Linked DNA regions of Homo sapiens: region 2 is linked to region 1. The links are chromatin contacts, found by Hi-C or POLR2A ChIA-PET in ENCODE. All regions are on one chromosome and are shown on one strand. Each heading gives the region's core, a stretch centred on a gene start or an enhancer-like site at or near the end of the contact. The rest is flanking DNA. Distances are from core to core; before and after follow the strand shown. Region 1 overlaps PTCHD1-AS (PTCHD1 and PHEX antisense RNA). Region 2 overlaps PTCHD1-AS (PTCHD1 and PHEX antisense RNA).

Region 1 (3,480 bases), core at 754-3,253:
GCAGAACTTTGGTCCAAGGTCAGAGCGGGACACAAAGTTGAAAAAACATGGAGCTCCCAAACTCATGATCCAGGAACCTTAATTTGTTCCCAACTTAAGAACATTTTGTTTCCAGCCTCCAAGTGCCCAGGCTTGGCTGAGCCTGTAGGTCATGGTTAGGAGGCTCCAGCTGTGAGACCTGGAAGACTGCCGGAACGAGAATTGGACTGGCTGGGATTATGAGTTATAAAAGGATTCTCAGCCAGATGCTCTTTAACCTCCCTCAGTACCTTCTTTAACTTTTACAGAGGTAATTCATCTGGATTCAATGGCTTATTGGCCCCTAATAGTTCCATAGGGTTAACTCTCTCTCCAAAGTAAATAAAAGCCTTTAATATCTTTTGCAGAAAATAAAGTGATTCTGAAGTCCCAGGTATGCCCTTCAGTTTTTTTGTTGTTTGTTTTGTTTTTTGGAAGTTCTACAGCAAAACTTCTCAATGGCATAACCTCTCTGTAGAAACTCTGGTTTTAATGATCTCTCAGTAACAGTGAGACTTTTGATTTGAAGTCTTCTAAAAGGATATCTAGTTGGTTAAAAATTGTCATTTCAACTATATACCACTTTTGTATATTTTCTAGGCAGAGTTATTAATACAGTATTATTTCATTTCTATCTCTCCTGGCTTGATACTTAGACAAATATCTAGGTTGTCAGAAGTGGAAGAACTCTTAGAGTCTTCATCAGTATGAACATGGTCCTTTTCTTATCTAAAATGCACATATGGATCAAAATGTATAGACATTTTCAGGAGCTTCAAAGAATTCCTGATAACTATCCATGGACACCATGTCAACGATCTCTGCCTAGGCCAAAGTTAAATCAAGATCGTAAAGTTGGGATCCACAACGATTAAGAGGTTTGAACATTTTAACCTCCACAGCTGGTAAGCTGCTCTTCCTCTATGCTCTCATGTCACCCTGGGAAAAGCCGTCTCTTTGCCCTAACATATGAGTCCCTTCCCTCACTGGACTGTGAGCAAATTGAAACTAAAATCCACTTCTCGATTATTTTTATACTCCAGCACATACAAGATGTGACACACAGAAGGCTCCATAAGTGTTTAGTAAAGAAGTCCAGATTCAAGGGTCCATAAATCAGAACCCTGAGTGCTAGGCTCTCTGACCATGCGGAATTATCGCTTTCTTGTTTTTCCACTATCAGTAGGCAGGTGCTGGGGTCCCCATGGGTTTTCCCACCTTCCCAAAAACTTTGTGCAACTTTCCTAGCCATTCTGATTTTCAGTCTCTTCATCATATATGGATAATAGCATTTACTTGCATGTTGCCATGAATACAAAATATTGCATGTTGAGCCCTACACACAAATTTTCTTATGATCTAGCAATTAAGCATTTGAAACGCAGTGTATGTATGAAAGATTCCATTGTGTGATCTGAGAGCCCCAGCTTCAAAGTCCTGTGGAAATTAACAGCACTGAGATTAGAGAGAAAAAGAAAGAAAATCTATCTTGTAGATGTCTCTTGCAGGTTTCTGAGACAAGCGTCAAAACCAGGCTAAGATTAGAACTGGGTCCCAGAGGCTCTATTTCGTATCCCCCAGCCTTTCTGTCCGCCAGAGTCATCCTTGAGCTTTTCGTCACGACTGTTTCTGTATTTGTCCCGCTGCTTGTAACCCTCACCTCACTGATGTAAGCAGAGGAAAAACAACAATAAAAACAGTTGACATTTACGTAGCATTCAAAAGTTTCCTATCTACTGAACTACTTTTCTTAAAGGCATCCTCTAACGCAGCAATGACTAAACGAAGCAGCAGAAATAGCTATTAGGTTAGGTGTGTGGGAGAAGATAGCTCCCTCTACCCCTTCTCATCATATTAATTGACCCAAATGATAGCTTTTGCTCCCTCTGTACCATTCATTACAGACCTGCAAGGCCGGGAATGCTGAAACAGAGTGACAGCCAATCAAGTGCTTCTGCCTGTGGACTTCAGCATCTGTGAGTCATCAGCAACCAATTAGATTCTTCGGTCGGGGAAAACTCTCCTCACCAGGGTAGAAACAAGCAATGCACGCTGCTGACCTTTACATCAGCAACTCGTGTTTCTGATCACGATGGTGAAAGGCCAATACAGGCCTGAGAGCCCCACCCTGACACATGAAAAGAATACCTTTGCTTTGCTTCTGTGCAGACAGCTTATGGTATTTGGTGCTGTTTGTGCTTAGGTCTCTTTGCCTCAGAGGAAGCTCTGAGTTCTGTCTCAGAAATCCTAATTGCTCTTTGCGGGGCAGTTTCATTGGCTGCCTTTTTCTCTGGGGAGTTCACAGCTATGCCACAAAATTTAAAGCTGAGACTCACTGTGCCTGTCAAGAGAGGTTTTTCTGCTCACTCCATTACAGACTACAGAGCCCCCATCTACTCTATGGCCTGGGTTGAATGAGGTAACAGTTTTGTATATAACACTGGTATCTTAGCCACCATCCTAGCATCTGTGGGTCTGAGCTGAACTCCAGTGTTCTTGTCTGCTTGTGTCCTCTCTCACTCAGTGTGTGTGTGTGTATGAGTGAGAGAGACTCTGAAATGGACTTTGTCCAACCCTAAACCATCTGCATTTTTCCTGGTCACATAATAAAAAGACCTCTTACTGCAGAATTTAAATCCTTCCAGAATTTTCCTTTTACCTATTTCTTGATCTAGAGCTCCTTTATCAGCAGCCATACATATTGTTGCTCTAGGGTTAATGTAAAAAATTCAAAGACAGGCTTGGTTCACAGAATCCTAGAAAATTTTACTGACGTCATGCAGCCTACCTAATCGTGAACTTGTCCGATTCGAAGGCATCTCTGTCCAGATCACATTCATAACTTACAGGAAAAATGCCTTCCATTATAGTATTTCTCAATGTCTCCCAATTTAGCCCTCTCCCATCACCATAATAACCAGACCTGTCACTAGGAGATAAAACAGCTTGTTCCTCCCAATGTAAGACTCCTAATCTGGAGATGTTCATCTGCACAGGGCCCCTCCAAGCGTCTTCCTGAGATTTCTTGGCATCAAGAGACTCTAAGTGTCTGCTATCTGGACGCCAAGGAAGCTCTAGGATTGTCACCTTCTCTTAGCTCCAAGGGGGCATTTGTACCCATCCCCATTATCAGCACGAGCAGATCAGGAATCTAAAATCACACAGATCTTGTGGCTCACCTAGGGCTGGGAAAAGCAAACCTTTTCTATGAAAGGCTAGGTAGTAAATACTTAAGGCTTTATAGACCATAAGGTTTCTGCTGCAATTATTCAACTCTGCCGCTGCTGCAGCATGAAGGCAGCCATAGCCAAAAATGAATGGCTGTGGCTCTGTTCCAATGAAACTTTATTTACGGACACTATAATTTGGATACCATAAAACTTTCACATGTCACAAAAGAGTCCTATTTTTTTCAATCCTTTAAAAATGTAAAGAACATTCTTATCTTGCAGAGACAAGATA
Region 2 (3,480 bases), core at 537-3,036, 47 kb after region 1:
GTAACCATTTTTATTAGTTTATCTTTTGCTTCTTTTTAAAGTTAAAAATAGCACACATGTACAAATGAAATATATCACATAGATTGTTCTGCATCCTGCATTTGACAGTATGTCCTGGAGCTACCACTCCACAGGATATAGATCTTCCTGTTTGCTTTTTACAGCTGCATAACACTCCTATGGGTGGATGTCCTATAGTTTACTCAGCCAGTTCCCTCTTGATAAACAGTTACATTATTTCTAGTGTCTTTTTAATTAAGCTATTGTAATTAATAGCTGTTTACTTGGATCATTTCTTATTTTTGTGATGCCTGCCTTGAGACTGATTTCTAGAAGTGAGGTTGCTGGTCAAAGGGTAAGTGCATATTTATTTTTGCTAGATATTGTCAAATTACTATTTTCATTCTCAGACAACTCATATATACATACCTGATTCATTTGCAAAACTGCAGTAATAATATCTCCTCCCAGAAATAGTGTGACACTAAAATGGCTAATGGAAATCAAAACACTTTGAAAAAAATGTAAAGCAATAAACAGATATAGTGATCAGTATTAATAAATAACAATCCATTGTTAGAGATGATTCATGTAGCCACACAAATGTCTGCCCATCATCTCATTGAGTCTAAGACTGAAGTGAAGAACCAACTTCAGACATAGGAAGAGAGACAGAAAAGAAATAGAAGTATGTAAGAAGCTATTGGGACCATAATAGAAAAAAAATAACATTGGCCTTGGTCTGGAGAGAATGGGGAAGCCAAAATTGGAACTGAGTTTTGAAGGAGACAGGAATGTGCCAGATGGGGGTAATAGGGCAATATCAGGTCAGAAGTGGAGAGGCTGCCCCAGCAAGAAAGGAGTGAAATTTTACTGGGAGAGTAAAAATTCAGGTATGGGAAAGCTTAGAAAACACTCAAGAGGATGGCATGAGATGTTAGAGAAATGGGTTGGGACTAGGGTGTAAAGGGTTATGGATACTATGCAAGGGGATTTTCACTTTACACAATATATAGTTTTGTGTGTCCGTATGTTTGTGTGTGTGAAGCGGGTTGGCCTGTAATTTTTCCCAAATCTCATACTTCTATATTTCTCACAAAAGTAAAGGCCAGCACTAAATAGCAACTGATTAGCATTAAATACATGCACATTATATATTATATACTATGAAGTGATATTCAAACTATCCATAAAGAGTTCCTCTAGAAATAATTGTTTCAACGACCAACTGCATGAAAAAGAATTCTTATTATACCAAGTCACATTTTGCCTTTGGTGACACTTTCTGAAAACAGACAGATAAAACAAAAGCAATCACCACCCTCACATCTCCATGTCTTCTTCCTGCTATCTGGGACAGTCGACAAATCCAGGGGAGTTGCATACCAATTCTATTACCATGGACTTGGCTAAGCCATTTCACAGGCGCACGAGATTTCCGGAATATTAACTGAGAGGAGAGGAGGGACTTGAGAGTGCAGCCAGGAAAGGCAGGATCTGTTTTCTCCAAAGCCCCACCACATTCTTCCTTCTGAGGCTCTGCAGCCTGGAGCTGCCTAAAGACTGACTGCGTGACTAGTCAGAGAAATTAGAGAAATATGTGCTAGGAGTTGGGATCTTAGGGATATGTTTATTTTTATAGCTTTATATAGTTTAGTTTTTGGATTGAAGTAGCTCTTTAGTTCCAAAGTCAACAATAGATGTGCTGTAGCAGGAATAGTTGTTTCTCTTTTAAAATTTGGTTTTATGAATCTCATGACCCATGTAATCAATTATTCTCGTTTCCTCAGTTGCTAAGAAGCTTATGTCCAAATTTGTGTTCTTCTCCTAGCAACTTATAGGACTTCCTGTAATTTGAGATTCTAATCTCATCCCTGGCTCTATTTGATATTGCAACTCTTCGGTTTCCTCTTGCTTTGTTTTCTGCCACTGTTTCTTGGAATTGTGCTTTTTCATTTTCTCTTGGTAATGTTAATATAAAATGATATATGAAATGCAACATATATGCAAATCATAAAGCATAACAATATAGTTAACATCCAAATAATAGGTCGTTGCCCATACCTTGCTTCTACCTATGTGTTTTTCCACAAACCCACCTCCCTAAAACTACTATCCTGAATTTTATCATTCCCTTGTTTTTTTGAAATAGTTTTATCACACATTTATATAAGTCTAAACAACACATTTCTCAGTTTTTCTTTTTTAAAAGTTGTTTTCTATCATACCATATATGTCTGTGGAGACTTGGTATTTTTGTTTACCCAACATTATGTTTCTAAGATTAATCCATGTTTCTGTGTGTAGTTATGCTCACTTCTTTTTCACTACTAGATAATATTCCATTATGTGAAAAATATATACATTTGAAGATAGAGGTATGTTATGTTTTATATATATATATAAACATATATATAAACATATATAAACATACATATATAAACATATACACATATATATATATGTTATATATATTTCTCTGTTCTCCAATAGCTAAACATTTGGATTGGATTGTTACTAGTTTGAGACTGTTACAAATAGCCTATGAAACATACAAATGGCCTATGAAAATTACTATTTAGATCTTCTGATAAAAACATACAAGAATTTCTCTGACACTGTTTGGTCATAGAGTATGTGAATGCTCTGCTTTGAGAGACAATGACAATTTCTTTTCCCCGGTTCTAATTTACGCTCCCGTTGATACACTTCCTCTGTCTACCTTCTTAATTTGTTGCCATTCTGGTGGGTGCGTGGTGCTATATTATTTTATTCTTATTTTGTATTTGCATTAGTAAAAGATTTGTGAATCTTTTCATTGTTTATCGCCTATAGATATTTCATTGTCTGTGAAGTGCCTGTTTTATGTATTTACCCCACTTTCCTATTGGGTTGTTCATGTTTATCTTATTCAGTTATATTTCTGACTTGTTCTGGTCACTAATCCTTTGTTATTTGCTTTACAAATAGCTTCTCCCAGTTAGTGGCTTCATTTTCCCTCTTTTTCTAGTTTGTTTTTTGATGAATAGCGATACTTAACTACAGAGCAGTCCAAGATCTTATACTCAGATCTTTTTTCTGTCTTAAAAAACTGTCCCTGCACGAAGGTCATAAAGGTTATCCTATATTTTCGAAAATGTTTAACGTTTTGCATTTCACATTAGAGTCTTCAATGCTTCTGCAATTAGTTTTTATGAATGTTGCAATTTAAGTAACTATCCAATTGCTTTACATTTTCCACATGGACAACCATTTTCTCCCAGTACCATTTGCTAAAGAGTCCTTCTATTGCCTAGTTATAAGCAAGGACACCTCTGTCATATAACAAAGTTCTATATATGCATTCACATTTCTTGGGTCTTTATCCTAATTTGTTGGCCAATTTGGTTTTTAAAAGTTTTATGTTTAATTGACAAATAGTCATTGTATATATTTATGGGGTACAATGTAATGTTTCAATACATGTATGGTCAATTTGTT

The links. Hi-C counts contacts between places; a loop is a spot of excess contacts on that map. ChIA-PET counts read pairs that join two places held with the same protein, here RNA polymerase II (POLR2A).
Region 2: a map with no recorded cell type shows a loop between it and region 1 (9-fold over the local background). The contact joins two enhancer-like sites. A Hi-C loop is called at or near these places in 1 of 37 single-sample maps with no recorded cell type. POLR2A ChIA-PET finds 5 or more read pairs at or near these places in 1 of 52 experiments (WTC11).

The regions. Positions count from the first base shown.
Region 1 is chrX:22,650,769-22,654,248 of GRCh38, forward strand. The region is part of intron 4 of PTCHD1-AS (PTCHD1 and PHEX antisense RNA); the gene reads right to left. Among named protein-coding and RNA genes, the nearest start is that of DDX53, 350 kb to the right of the region's middle. Within about 2 kb of position 2,004, at least 3 of the 41 ENCODE cell types and tissues checked have a DNase peak (open chromatin) inside an H3K27ac peak, as active enhancers do.
Region 2 is chrX:22,698,210-22,701,689 of GRCh38, forward strand. All of the region lies in intron 4 of PTCHD1-AS (PTCHD1 and PHEX antisense RNA), which reads right to left. Among named protein-coding and RNA genes, the nearest start is that of DDX53, 300 kb to the right of the region's middle. Within about 2 kb of position 1,787, at least 2 of the 41 ENCODE cell types and tissues checked have a DNase peak (open chromatin) inside an H3K27ac peak, as active enhancers do.